Linked DNA regions of Homo sapiens: all the other regions are linked to region 1. A link is a contact called in ENCODE Hi-C or POLR2A ChIA-PET data. All regions are on one chromosome and are shown on one strand. Each heading gives the region's core, a stretch centred on a gene start or an enhancer-like site at or near the end of the contact. The rest is flanking DNA. Distances are from core to core; before and after follow the strand shown.

Region 1 (4,274 bases), core at 1-2,500:
GCCAGCCCATTCACCAGATGAGGCAAAAACCCAAGATAAATATCTGAGCAAGTCACGTAGACTGGGGCCCCCGAGCCCCAATACCAAGCGCCCCTTTATAAGCTCTTACATTTTGTCCAAATTTGAAATGGTTTCGTTAAGGCAGAAGCTTGGACTACTTCCCCATTGCTAGCTTTGGAAAGTAGTCACTTTCCTTTCCGGGCCCTTCGTCCTTGTTGATTGGCTCTGCAAGCAGCGAGCAGCCCAGCCTGAACTCGGTTACACAGTAATTTCAAATCTTAGAAGAATAAAATATCCTGAGTGTTATATAGATTTAAAACACTTGATATAATCATTTGCCAATCTTTTATTAGATAAGCTCGGGGCACTTTCAATGGATTAAAAATGCATCACGGTCAGGCAACGATGACCGTCCTTAATGCCTGCAATGTCTAATGTTCCGCTATGTTCCAGATTTGTTCGCGCTGTTGGTGGAGGCGCAACAGCCGGGAAGCGCTTACTGGGCTCCACACGGACTACACACACTGTATCTTGTCATTTCGTCCTCACAGCAAGGACTGATACGTAAGCTCATTTTTCAGATGAGGAAAATGAGACCGGCGAGAGGCTGATATGCTTAGCGGTACAGAGCTAGGAAATCAGGGACAGAACCCAGGCTGGAAGTCACGCTGGCTCTAGAGCCCCGTCCTTTCGACCTGTTCCCGTCGCTGGGGAGGGGCACGTCAGTGACACTAAACCGTGGAAAGAAATACAGTACCAGTGGAAAGCAGGGGCTCCAACGGGGTAAAGGCATGCTCCATAACGGATTATTGGCCTCTGCATTAAAAAAAAAAAAGTGAAGTTAGACTCTCAGTTTTAATTAAACATCGCGCAGAACCAACAGCACGGGAGCCGCCTGAACCTGGCACTCGGCAGCGGCGCGCTCCGGGACCCAGGAGCCAGCTGAGCTGCGGCGCAGCACCCGGCGCTGGGGACCCGCCACGGCTCGCCTACAGCACCGCCGCGGGCGGGGGCCCCCGGAGACCGGCCGCGCGGGCCGCTATGAGGTCCGAGGGGTTGCCCCTGCCGCCTCTCTCCGCGAACCCATCACCATCCGGGAACCTGGGGAGCGAGAGGCGGCCGCCCCCTTCCGCGGCCCGCGCGCCCGGCAGCAGTCGCACTTACACAATGGCTGGTAGGAGCCACAGACTGGAGATCGCAGGCTGCGGGAGCTACGGCGATCGACCGCTCGGCGCTCGGCTGAGGAGCCTTGGCGCGCGGTCCTCGCTCGCAGGTTTTAGCCCCCGGGACGCGAGGTGGCCCCGCCCGCTTCCGGGAGCCGGAGGCAAGTGGGAGCCGCGCCCTGTGCTCTGCGTCCGGCACTACCCACCTCAAGTCTCCAAGGCTTCGTTTTCTGGGCTGGTTCTGCTAGCTGTAGTACTGCTGCCGGGCCCTCTGCACTCAGCTTTAACAAGGAGGCCATTTGCTTCAAACTAAGTGGCGAATTCCCTATCACCCATGCTTGACCTAGCTTCCAAGCCAAACTTACTTTCCACTGTGCTGCTTCTAGTCCTGCTACCGGTGTCCTCCCTGAGCCGTCGGGTTAAAAGCTTTCCTTCCTGGCCGGGTGCGGTGACTCACGCCTGTAATCCCAGCAGTTTGGGAGGCCGAGGCGGACGGATCATGAGGTCAGAAGTTCGAGACCAGCCTGGCCAGCATGGTGAAACCTCGTCTCTACTAAAAATACAAAAAATTAGCCGGGCATGGTGGCGCGCGCCTGTAGGCCCAGCTACTCGGGAGGCCGAGGCAGGAGAATCGCTTGAACCCGGGAGGCCGGAGGTTGCAGTGAGCCAAGATCACACCAGTGCACTCCAGTCTGGGCGACAAAGCGAGACTCCATCTCAAAGAAAAAAAAAAAGCTTTCTTTAGGGAACACTCCGTTAAGAGCTTTCCTTACTTTGCTTTGTGGAAACAGAATGTTTTTGTTGGAAGAAACTTTAAGCCACCTATCTGCAGCTGCAGAGCGTCACTGTTGCAATACAGGCTTTTCCAATAGTGAGCGAACCTAATCTCCCTCTACCCTCTTAAGGTTTCCACCTGGGCCTAAGAGGTTAAATTGACTTAAGACAGTTTAACAGGGGAAAAGCTTACAGCTATGTGCATGGGAGTCCACAAGAAAAGACCCAAAGAAGGAGGAAGCCTAAATGCTTATATACGGGTTTAGCTACAACAAATTTCAAAAGTCCATGTTTAAATATGACCTTAATGAACCTAAAAGACAATTGGGGTACAAGGAAACTATCTGCACATGTAATAGACAAGTGGTTGCCATGTGTTTATCCTATGAAGAGCTGTTACCAGTTGATGTGTCCAGGTTCTTGGCGTCTTGAACAAAGAATTGGACAAAACGCACAAAGCAAGGAAAGAATGAAGCAAAAACAGAGATTTATTGAAGATGAAAGTACACCCCATAGGTTGGGAGCGCCCGAGGATAGGGGCTCAAGAGTGCCGTTAGAGAATGTTCTGGGGTTTAAATGCCAGCTAGAGGTTTCCATTGGTTACTTGGCTTATGCCCTATGTAAATGAAGAGGATGAAGTAAATTTTAAAGTCATTTACTGGATATAAGCCCTGTGTAAATGGAGAGGATGTTTCCTGTCATTGCTGAAGTACTGCAATTTGATTTAGTTCCAGGAAGTCAGCATGAATCGGCCTTAACATTCCCTGCCTCCAGACCCTATTCTGCCTCAGAACTACATGTCCATTAGTAAAAGGCAAACCAGAAAAATTATGACCAAGGATATAAACAGGCAAGGCAAATTATAGAAGGTAGTCAAATGGCAAAAACACATCACCAATATTCAGAACGAAATCTTGAACAATGAATTCAATGGCAGATTGTAACCAATTTTTTAAGCAGTAATAAAAATTTACACTTACTGATCAATTATTATGTTCCAGTCAGTGTTGAGGTCTTTTATATTTTATTTAATTACCCTAAAATGTAGGCTCCAGGAAAACAAGGACCAAAATTTAGTTGTTGGCCCTTGAATCCTCACTCTAGCACAGTTTACTTGTTAATGATTTGTCTCCCCCTACTAGAGAGCTAGCTCTCTAAGGGCAGGAGCCTTGTCTATTTCCTTCCCTGCTATTTCTCCAGCCACACAGTGTGTCTCACCAAGATAAGTTCAGTAAATGTGAAATAAATTAACAAATAATGGGAAAAAAATGGAGAATTATGGTACTTCATACCAGGAATTACAGGCATACCTCCTTTTATTGTGTTTAGCTTTATTGTGCTTTACAGATACCGCTTTTACAAATTGAAAGTTTGTGGCAAGCCTGCATCAAGCAGGTCTATCTGCAACATTTTTCCGAAAGCGTGTACCTGCTTCGTGTCTCTGCGTCATATTTTGGTAATTTTCACAATACTTCAAATATTTCCATTAATATATTCATTACAATCTGTGATTAGTGATTCTTAATGTTACTCTTGTCATTGTTTTGGGGTGCCACCAGCCATGCCCTTATAAGACGGCAAACTTAATAGATCAATGTTGTGTGTTTCTTACTGCCCCGGGACCAGTACATTCTCCTGTTTCTCTCTCCCCGTGGGCCTCCCTATTCCCTAAGACACGACAGTATTGAAATTAGGCCATTTTATATTCCTACAATGGCCTCTAAGTGTTTAAGTGAAAGGAAGAACTGCATGTGTCTCACTTTAAATCAAAAGCTAGAAATGATCAAGATTAGTGAGAAAGTTTTGTCAAAAGAAAGCTAGGCTTTTTGTATCAGTTAGCCAAGTTGTGAATGCAAAGCAAAAGTTCTTTAAGAAAACTGAAAGTGCTACTCCACTAAACACATGAATGATAAGAAAGATAAACAGCCTTATTGCTATGAAGAAAGTTTGAGTGGTCCGTGTAGAAGATCCAGTTAGCCACAACATTTCCTTGAACCAAAGCCAGATCCAGAGCAAGGCCCTGATTCTGAATTATCTTAAAGTCTGGGAGAAATGAGTAAACTGCAGAAGAAAAGTTTGAAGATAGCAGAGGTTCATGTGGTTTAAGGAAAGAAGCCATCTCCGTAACATAAAAGAGCAAGGTGAAGTTGCAAGTACTGATGAAGAAGCTGTAGCAAGTTGACCAGAAAATCTAGCTAAGATCATTGATGAAGGTGGCCATTTTTCATGGAGATGAAACAACCTTCTATTGGAAGAAGATGACATCTAAGACTTTGATAGCTAGAGAGGAAAAGTCAATACTTGGCTTCAAAGTTTCAAAGGCCAGGCTGACTCACT
Region 2 (4,274 bases), core at 1,176-3,675, 6.8 Mb before region 1:
CACTGCTGCTTGACCACTCAATATCCATCCTACCCGTCTTCCTTACTATCAGACACCAATTTTATTCAGGGTGGCAAGTATTAAGCTAACACACTCACACCTTCCTGGCCTCTTTTGCAGCTAGGGATGGCCAGTGAAACCTAACGGGAAATCTGCTGGAGGCCTCAGAGAAAGCCCTGGCTTGTCCTAATATAGGTACTACCCTTTCTGCTTTGCCCCGTCACTTTCTTCCACCAGTGAGGCTGATGTTACGCTGGAAGTGAAGCAGTCATCTTGTAGTCATGAGGACAAAGGTGACAAACAGCCTCACGGGAAGGGCCCCGTTGGCCCTGATCAAGCACTACACTAGCCCTGGAGGGCCTAGCTCAGGACTGCTTGGTTCATGAGATAAATAGGCCCTTACATGTTTAAATTACCAAATGCTCAAGCCAAGTGACAGATAAGCTTGTCATCTTCATACTTTTATTCTTCTTATTTTGTTGCTCCTGCAGCTTTTTGTTTGGTTTTTCTAAAAGCAAACTTGGGTCGAGTAATAGTTCCTCAAAAAAGCTATGGGGGAATAAAAAATCTACCTACCAGGATATTTTTCTTTCGGTTGGCAAATACCAAAGAACAAACTTCTCCATGAAAGGAGTCTGCGTTTCATGAAAGATCAAAGGTCTCAAAGTCTCCCAAATTGCAAACTCTTCTACAGTAACGTAGCCCAGTAGAGAAGAGCCATCAGGCAGCTCATTAAAGCTTGTCAGCCTCAATAGCTAACATTTTCTTCCTTTCTCATTGAACTCCATTATCAGCAATGAGTTTTGCGGGGAGCTGGGGGTTTTGTTTGTTTTCTTTTGCTTTTACTTAAAATAAAAATGTGTAACTTAACTTCCAAGAGACATTGAGATTTGGGCACAGTTTTCAGTCAGCTCCCTCTTCAAAGACCTACTGCAATTGCCAAAGCAATAATAAGACATTATGGAAAGGGGGAAGGGGGCCCATTCACACGCCAGAATCTCCATATAACCTCTGTTTGATAAAATGCTAGTTGGTCCAGATAAATGGAAGGCACAGGAGAGCAACTTAGAACCTGATTCCCAAGAAAGCAGGACTCAGAGAGGTTCTCTCGCTCAACAATATGTACATCAACTGCTTGGGAACAGCCAAGGCTAGACGCAGTTCAGGCCAGGGGTCGGAGGAAGAACGTGGCTTAAATGCCTTTGCTGCAGTGTATGGACAGCATTCCAAAGGTGCTCTGCCAGGAAGCCCCAGGCCTCGTGGATGGAGAGCGCTTCAGCTTGTCCCTGACACTGCAGGCAGTAGCCCTACCAGGACTGCTCAGTGCCATCCTGCTGTCCCCTACTCACCTTCCTGCTGTTAACAGACCCCTAAACAGGTCACAATCAGCCCCAGAAAGACTATTTTCATTAGGAAAAAATAATGTAAGTGACCTCAGTGTCCAGTGATAGATGGTGTTTCAGGAAATGACAGGGACATGGAACAAGCCGTCCCCTTCTTGTCTTCCCTCTTGTAACTTAAAGAGTGCTAACACCTGCTGCCAACCCACCCCCTCAAAACTGACAAAAACATTTCAGTTCCTCAGAAGCAGGTGCCTGAAAATTTGAAGTGTTAATTCAGTCATGCAAATCAATACCAGGCGTTGAACCTAAGAGGATTCAGGTAAGAACTGAAGAAATATTTCAGGTCTTTTTCCCTAAATGCCTTTCACAATTAGGCCACAATTCAGAGGTCTTATTCTATTTACTCATTTTATCCATGAGTTCAGAATGCAGCAAAAATTTTCTTCCTAGGCCTCTCAGAAACTATTGGAGAAAAAAAAATAGAAGAAAGGAACCGAATATCCCCCATCTAGCGGCCACAAACCAGACATAGTGACACTTTACTTATGTCATTTATCTTCCTCCACCATGGCCTTGTGAAACAGTCTCAGAAAGGTGCTCACAGTAGGGAGAGCCAGAACCAGATTGTAAGCCTAGACTCATTCATTTGTTCATCCATTCATTCACCAAACATTTTACTGGACACCTACCATGCGCACAGCACTGTTCTGTTAGCTGGAGATAAACAGCAGTGAATAAAAGAAAGTCTCTGCTTTCACGGTGTTTCCATTTTGTTAGACGAGAAAACAGACAAGCACACTTATCAGGGCTTCCCAACAGGTATGCCGGGGAGTGCCCCAGCTCCATGGGACTGGGAAGGAGGGCAAGTTGGCAGCAGAGGCTGGAGCGACTGCACCCCTGAGATGGATTCCACCCACTATGATTAGGCTCATCCATTACTTTGACACAAAGCACCATGCAGATATCATCATTTTCCATGACTGCCATGACAGCAGGGCTCGGGGATACTAAAGAAATCATTTGCCAGTGGTGATAAGGGCTATGAAGTTGTGCTGACCGCAAAATCCCTGCTCCTCCTACCAACTGCCTTTTCCAGTGGTTGAGCAATCTGCAGACAAGAGGACAGTCAGAATCCCACACCGAAACTGGGAGGGTGGGAATAAGAAGCTGAAACTTCCTCATGCTCCATCTACCCAGCCATCCCACCCTCATTTCAGTGTCCTCCTAGAAGTCTGTATTTCAGTCAAAAGGAAACACTGGATTTCGACGTGCCTCATGTTCCTCAGCTTGTAAACACAGCTGAGAAACCAAATGGTTTTTTGGCAGCTACGTTTCTGCCCCTCTCTTAGCACACAAGAAAACGTGTCTGTGAAGACTGCCTTAGAACATGATGCCTCGAGCCCAAGGGCGACCCCACTGCACCATGCAGGTAACATCACAGCTGTGCTGCAGCTGTTCGCCTGGAGCTGGTTTGGGCCTTGGCCTCCTCAGCCCACTGCCCCAGCTCTCCCAGCGGCTCCAACATGGGTCTTGGGCTGCAGGAGAGCCTGGAGAGAAAGCTTGCAAACCCAGAGTGGAACCAGAAAAACAATTCCTGGCAGTGCCTCAGAAATGAATACCATTCAGGGGTAGGAAGTAAAAAGTCAAAACTACAAAGATCGGAGTCAGGTTCTTTGGTTACAAAAAATATATACTGTTTCCTCACTAGATCCCATCTCTTTCCAAAGGATAACATCTACTGCCTAAGTCATCTGTAACTGGAAAGAGGGAGGGAAATGCCGCACCACAGTTTGACTTTTTAATGGTACTGAAATCTATAGGTCTGTGCCTAGTCGTTTGAATAAGTTTTCAGTAGCAAAAAAAAACAAAAAACAAAAAACAGGATACAGTCTTCGGTGTTCAAGGCTTTTGTGGCCAATCTGGCTTCTTGCTGGACTACAAAGGGAGGCTTATCTGTGACTAATCTCTAAAAATTAAGTTTAAATCAAAAGCTGCCACAGGTGACCCCAGCTTATGACTCCATATGCCAAAAGTCTGTAATAGCAGGATGCTGATGGTGGGACAGGTTTTGTGTGTTGGGGAGACAAGAGATACACGGGAGCTTTTTGTATTTCTGCTCAATTTTGCTGTGAACATAAAACTGCTCTAAAATGCTTTCTGTTTTTGGAGAGACAGGATCTGGCTCTGTTGCCCAGAGTGGCGCACAGTGGCACAATCATGGCTCACTGCAGCCTCAACCTCCTGGGCTCAGGCGATCCTCCCACCCCGGCCTCCTGCAAGTAGCTGGGACTATAGACATAAGCCACCACACCTTTCTCTACCTTTTTTAAAAGTTTGTAACACGGGTGGTTCAAACTCACAAGACATTTTCTTACTGACATAATGTGATAAAAAGTCATCTGTTTCCCAGTCAGGCCTCAGAAACCCATTTAATTCACCACACAGCTAAACTGTGGAGTGAATCCTAAACTCTGTGTCTCCTTCAAAGAGCCTGCTCTGCTCTGGGCTGTGAAGGGTGGCCCTTTCCTCCCTGTGCAGTCTGAGGCAGAATTCTCCTTCCTCTGCACCCACCTCTGTCCTCAGTACTCACATGCCCGACCTCAGGCCCAGCTGAAGGGCTTCCTCCTCCCACACCTGTTCCTCATGTCCCTGACAGGCCTGAGGGCCATGACAGGAACAGAGATTCAGTGAAACAGAGAGCAAGGGCAGAACCCAGAATCCAGCCACGGCACGTGGGAGGCACAAGAGGGGAGCAGGGATGTGTCTGGCCAGAGTGCCTTTGCGGGTCCTGAAACCTGGGCATTGCCAGCAGCTGCTCATTTTCTTTGAAGCTACAATTATTTACTTAATGTTCCTTCTGCAGGCTCATATTCTTATTACAAAGCCATTTGTCCTCACCTGTCCTTATTATTATGTCATACAAAAATGGAA
Region 3 (4,274 bases), core at 1,130-3,629, 6.4 Mb before region 1:
TGGTAGTGGTGCAGTTAAGAAACAAGAAACAGCGCATCATCCAATTAGGCGGAAGCACAGGATGGATATGGGAAAGCAGTAACATCAGACAAGAAGATCAGATGGGAATAAAATTGTGGAGAGCTTTGGATGCAGTGGAGAGCCACAGAAAATTATGGGATAAGGGAGGGACATAGGATGAGAGCTGTAATTAAGGAAGAGTAATCTATTGGTAGTGTGGATCTTTGTGAAATATATTTGAACACGCTTTGTAGGGCAACAATATCCAAATAAAGAAATCATATGATTAAGAAAAACAAACAGTAAATTCATTTTCTGGACTTGAAGTTCCATATATGTGAACAAAGTACAATGTACGATTGTTTTACTCATGTGAAATTAGGAAGGCTAAAACGATGGAAGATCATTTTCTGTAAAACCATGGTGATTTGAAAAACTTTAAGCTAGTGGGTTTGATCAAATTACATGGAATTCTTTCAAAACCAGCCTATTCAATTTTACTTCTCAGTTTTCCTTCCCTACCACCATCATCTGGGGAATAAGAGGGACTTGTCTTTAGTAGGCTTGAATCCTGTATACCACCTATGTAATGAATTTTTAGCATATTAAGGGAGTTGATTTTTGAATACAAAATTCCATTCCTATTATGTGAATGTTTTCAAGGTGTAGCTTCAAAAATATACAATATGGTTTGAATTCTGGGGAAGGAGTGTTCAACTTTGGGGTGGCTTTAGGGGATAACAGATAAGTCAGAATTTTGAAGGAACTAAAACAAAGGGAACAGCGTGTACAAAGCAGGGTGGCCTTACAATTGCTGCAGCATGAAGCATGAGAGTCGCGGCGACTTCAGCTTGAGAGGCATATACGGACGAAATCGTGGAGAGATTTGTGAGTGGGTGAAGACCTGTGGGACAGACTTCCGTTTCTGGACCCACCCAGGTCAGAATCACTTGAGATGCTATCAAAATTGAATAACTGAATACGGAGGTGGCCCAAGCACCTGTTTTTCACTAAGCTTCTCAAGTTATTCTTATGCAAACTAAGGTTTAAGAGCTACTTCCATGCAAAAAAACAAACAAACAAAAAATCCCAAGCTTAAACAGGAACCAATGGGTGGGGGAGGCGGGAAGAGCTGTTGAATGTCTTGTGATTAAGTAAAAGAACCTCTCACTTGAGGCCTACGGAGGTTGTGTTTAAGGGCAAGGTCTTGAAGGAAGGCTACGTTGCCTAGCCCTCCCCCATTGCCATCCCATATAGTCCTCCAGGAAAACTGTGATTTTAGCAAAGCCTTTCATGACCCACTCCATCTTTCTCTAAAGTCCAGTACCGCTTCATTAGTATTGACAAAAAAAAAAAAAAAAGGTAAATACTTCTTAAAGTTACGTGTTACAAAATCTTGTTTCCTTCATTCCGTTTCTATTCTTCAAGTTCCTTAAAAGCTGCGCCATTTTTTGAGTGAAAAATGTGCGTAACTTCTGATATCAGCGTAGAGAGGTGAGGGAGGGAGGGAGGGAATAAAATAAGAGGGAGGGAGGAAATACAAAAGAATCCTGAAGTTATGAATTATTTGGGTAACAGTATTGAGGTTTATTTTTGCTTAATGATGCTATATTTATGCAATAAAAACATTTGTCAATCTGTATTAATTCCTGGGAAAACGAACCACTTTTAGTCACTTAAAAAGCAAATCACTGACTTTAAAAATTAATTTCACCTTTTTCATTGGGGAAACCCTTTAAAAATTTCCAACTTGCACGAGAACTTCCCCCCCTTATTCTTCATACTCATTCATTCTAGAGATGAGTAAAATTAGGTTGCAATATCCCTGCTGCCTCCAGAGTACCTCTTTCACACAGTATTTTAAAAAATTATTTCCTTGTTTGCTCTTCAGTACCTCCACTCCTTCCTCCTGTGACCCTCCGACCATATTTACTCCTCCTACAAGACCAGGTCTCCAGTAATGAAATCAGTTTTCCAAGCAGTTACTTAATTAACGGCATTGAGTAGACAAGTGAGGTCCCGCCCCCTAGGAGGAGCTAACACCGCGGACCGAATCAGGCGGATGGTCGTTAACAAATGAACCCTTAATCTTTTCAGAGGAGGAAACATACACAAAGGCCCAATCAGAAGCCGCGATTTCAGGCGTCCGGAGGGGGCGGGGCTGGGCAAGCACCTCCCACTTCCCAACCTCCCGCCGCGGCCGACGGAGCCTCGCGGGCTCCAACAGGTCCCGCCCCCTCGCCAGGCGCGGCCGCTATTGGGCGGCGCGCTCCACACCGAAGCCTCAGTTGCTGGGAGAGGGAGGGCGGGGGCGGGGGCGGGGCCTGAGGTGGGCCAGGGGGATGAAGAGAAAGGCGGGGAGGCAAGGGCGGGCTGGGCGTATTCCACGAGCGCCTCGGCGGTTGGCGAAGCGGACGGGGTGCAGCCTCCCCGGTGCGAGGAACGGTCTCCGCTGACAGATACCCTCCTTCCGGCCGCGCCACTCGGGAGGCGGATCCCGTGGGCCTGAGGAGGCTTCCCCCGCCCGGTTTGCTTTCCCTCCCTCGCTGGCGCTGCCGCGAGTCCACCGAGCGGCCTCTGAGGAGCAGCCGCAGGAGGAGGAGGAGGTCGTCGGGGGCGGCGGGCGGAGACCGCGCTCTCGCTTCCCCGGCGGCGGCAAGGGCAGGACAATGGAGGTGGCGGTGGAGAAGGCGGTGGCGGCGGCGGCAGCGGCCTCGGCTGCGGCCTCCGGGGGGCCCTCGGCGGCGCCGAGCGGGGAGAACGAGGCCGAGAGTCGGCAGGGCCCGGACTCGGAGCGCGGCGGCGAGGCGGCCCGGCTCAACCTGTTGGACACTTGCGCCGTGTGCCACCAGAACATCCAGAGCCGGGCGCCCAAGCTGCTGCCCTGCCTGCACTCTTTCTGCCAGCGCTGCCTGCCCGCGCCCCAGCGCTACCTCATGCTGCCCGCGCCCATGCTGGGCTCGGCCGAGACCCCGCCACCCGTCCCTGCCCCCGGCTCGCCGGTCAGCGGCTCGTCGCCGTTCGCCACCCAAGGTGAGAACCGGCCGCGGCCGCTGGGGAGCCCGGGGAGAGGGCCAGGAGGGGGCGGGCGCCCTTGTGCGGCGCGACCCGCTGTCATGTCGCCGCCGCCCGGGGTGCGCGGCGGGGGAGGGGCGAGCAGGAGGGTCTGTGCTGGCGACGGTGACATGGAGGGCCCGCGCTCTGCGGCGTGTCGCGCTCGGCCAGCAACTTCCCCGGGCGCTGTGGACTTGACCGCGCCGCCGCCGCCGCCGCTGCTCCGCATTCTCAACAGCCGGGCGGCCCCTGCCACTCGCACTTTTGCAGACCTCTGTCGGAGTCTCCTGCAGCCGGAATCTCGGGTTCTTTGCCGGCTGCAGCCAGTTAACTGCTACCCGCCCGCTGCCTCCACAAAGCTTTGTCCAGGTCCATATGATCCTGATCATCTCGTCTATACTCACGTTATTTGAGCTGCAGGGGAGAAGGGAGGGATGAAGATGAAGTGATGGTGACTTTCTTTGATGATTGATTGCAGATCGGATGTCATTTATTTCTTATCTTGCATGTTTGGGGCTCTTTACCTTAATGAGTTCCCAGTTCTCTTCCCTCTCCTCTGCTGGGGACAAAGGAACCAAGAGACGTTGTTTTGTTGTGTGTCTCTTTCAAAGGTTTTATTTTGAGACGGCGAAGAGAAATAATACAAAGTGATTTGGGTTTTCTGGTATTTTATAGATAAAGCTGGAAGTTACTGTTCTCTTTGTGGTGTTTATTACTGTAAAATTAGACTTTTGACAGGTGTTCCATTGCTAACTTTGACAGGTTTGAAACATTTAAAGTAAGTTTGAGTACAGTTTCGGGTAGAACACTTGGCGGTTTTTAAATTTTATTATTGCAAATATTTGAGCACCTCCTTTTTAAAAATACAGTGTAACTGGAAAAGCATTTTTAATACTTTTTAGAGGAAATAGTTGATTTAGTTTGAAATAAAATGCTAATTAAGTAATTATGCTAGGTCAAGGGGCGTATGAAATGGATACTTCAAATAGATTGTGGGCTGAGACTCATTTATTTGACTGCATGTTAGGAGCAGTATCCACTTGTAGGAGACAGTTTTCCGTGGGTCTCCGTTTCTTCACTCTTGCCAGCACCCTTGCCAGCGAGATACTGACTGCCCTTTGTTTCTATTTTTTCACGGATATTATCTAAAGAGCAGCCTTGGAAGATAGAGATAGTGTCTTCCACCAGAGCAAAAGGCGGGGATACATATTATCCAGTAT

Evidence for each region. Hi-C counts contacts between places; a loop is a spot of excess contacts on that map. ChIA-PET counts read pairs that join two places held with the same protein, here RNA polymerase II (POLR2A). Pooled maps may share reads with other maps.
Region 2: a loop to region 1 is called in a pooled map, with 5 times the contacts of the local background. The contact joins the enhancer-like site here to the promoter of TPK1 in region 1. A Hi-C loop is called at or near these places in 3 of 37 single-sample maps with no recorded cell type and 2 of 50 pooled maps. POLR2A ChIA-PET finds 5 or more read pairs at or near these places in 1 of 52 experiments (PC-3).
Region 3: a map of naive thymus-derived CD4-positive, alpha-beta T cell shows a loop between it and region 1 (8-fold over the local background). The contact joins the promoter of TRIM24 here to the promoter of TPK1 in region 1. A Hi-C loop is called at or near these places in 1 of 168 maps with a recorded cell type or tissue (naive thymus-derived CD4-positive, alpha-beta T cell), 2 of 37 single-sample maps with no recorded cell type and 9 of 50 pooled maps.

Annotation. Positions count from the first base shown.
Region 1 is chr7:144,834,803-144,839,076 of GRCh38, forward strand. It overlaps TPK1 (thiamin pyrophosphokinase 1), which reads right to left and starts at 1,251. Exons shown (of 9, transcript NM_022445.4): 1 at 1,165-1,251; 2 at 758-816. The coding sequence starts at 800. RefSeq lists a silencer at 992-1,091 and an enhancer at 1,392-1,461.
Region 2 is chr7:137,984,191-137,988,464 of GRCh38, forward strand. All of the region lies in intron 1 of CREB3L2 (cAMP responsive element binding protein 3 like 2), which reads right to left. Among named protein-coding and RNA genes, the nearest start is that of CREB3L2, 16 kb to the right of the region's middle. RefSeq lists enhancers at 2,051-2,200, 2,531-2,600, 3,733-3,842. Within about 2 kb of position 2,426, at least 14 of the 41 ENCODE cell types and tissues checked have a DNase peak (open chromatin) inside an H3K27ac peak, as active enhancers do.
Region 3 is chr7:138,457,880-138,462,153 of GRCh38, forward strand. It overlaps TRIM24 (tripartite motif containing 24), which reads left to right and starts at 2,380. Exons shown (of 19, transcript NM_015905.3): 1 at 2,380-3,033. The coding sequence starts at 2,670. RefSeq lists enhancers at 835-1,345, 1,749-2,531 and silencers at 2,042-2,431, 2,492-2,741, 2,772-3,251.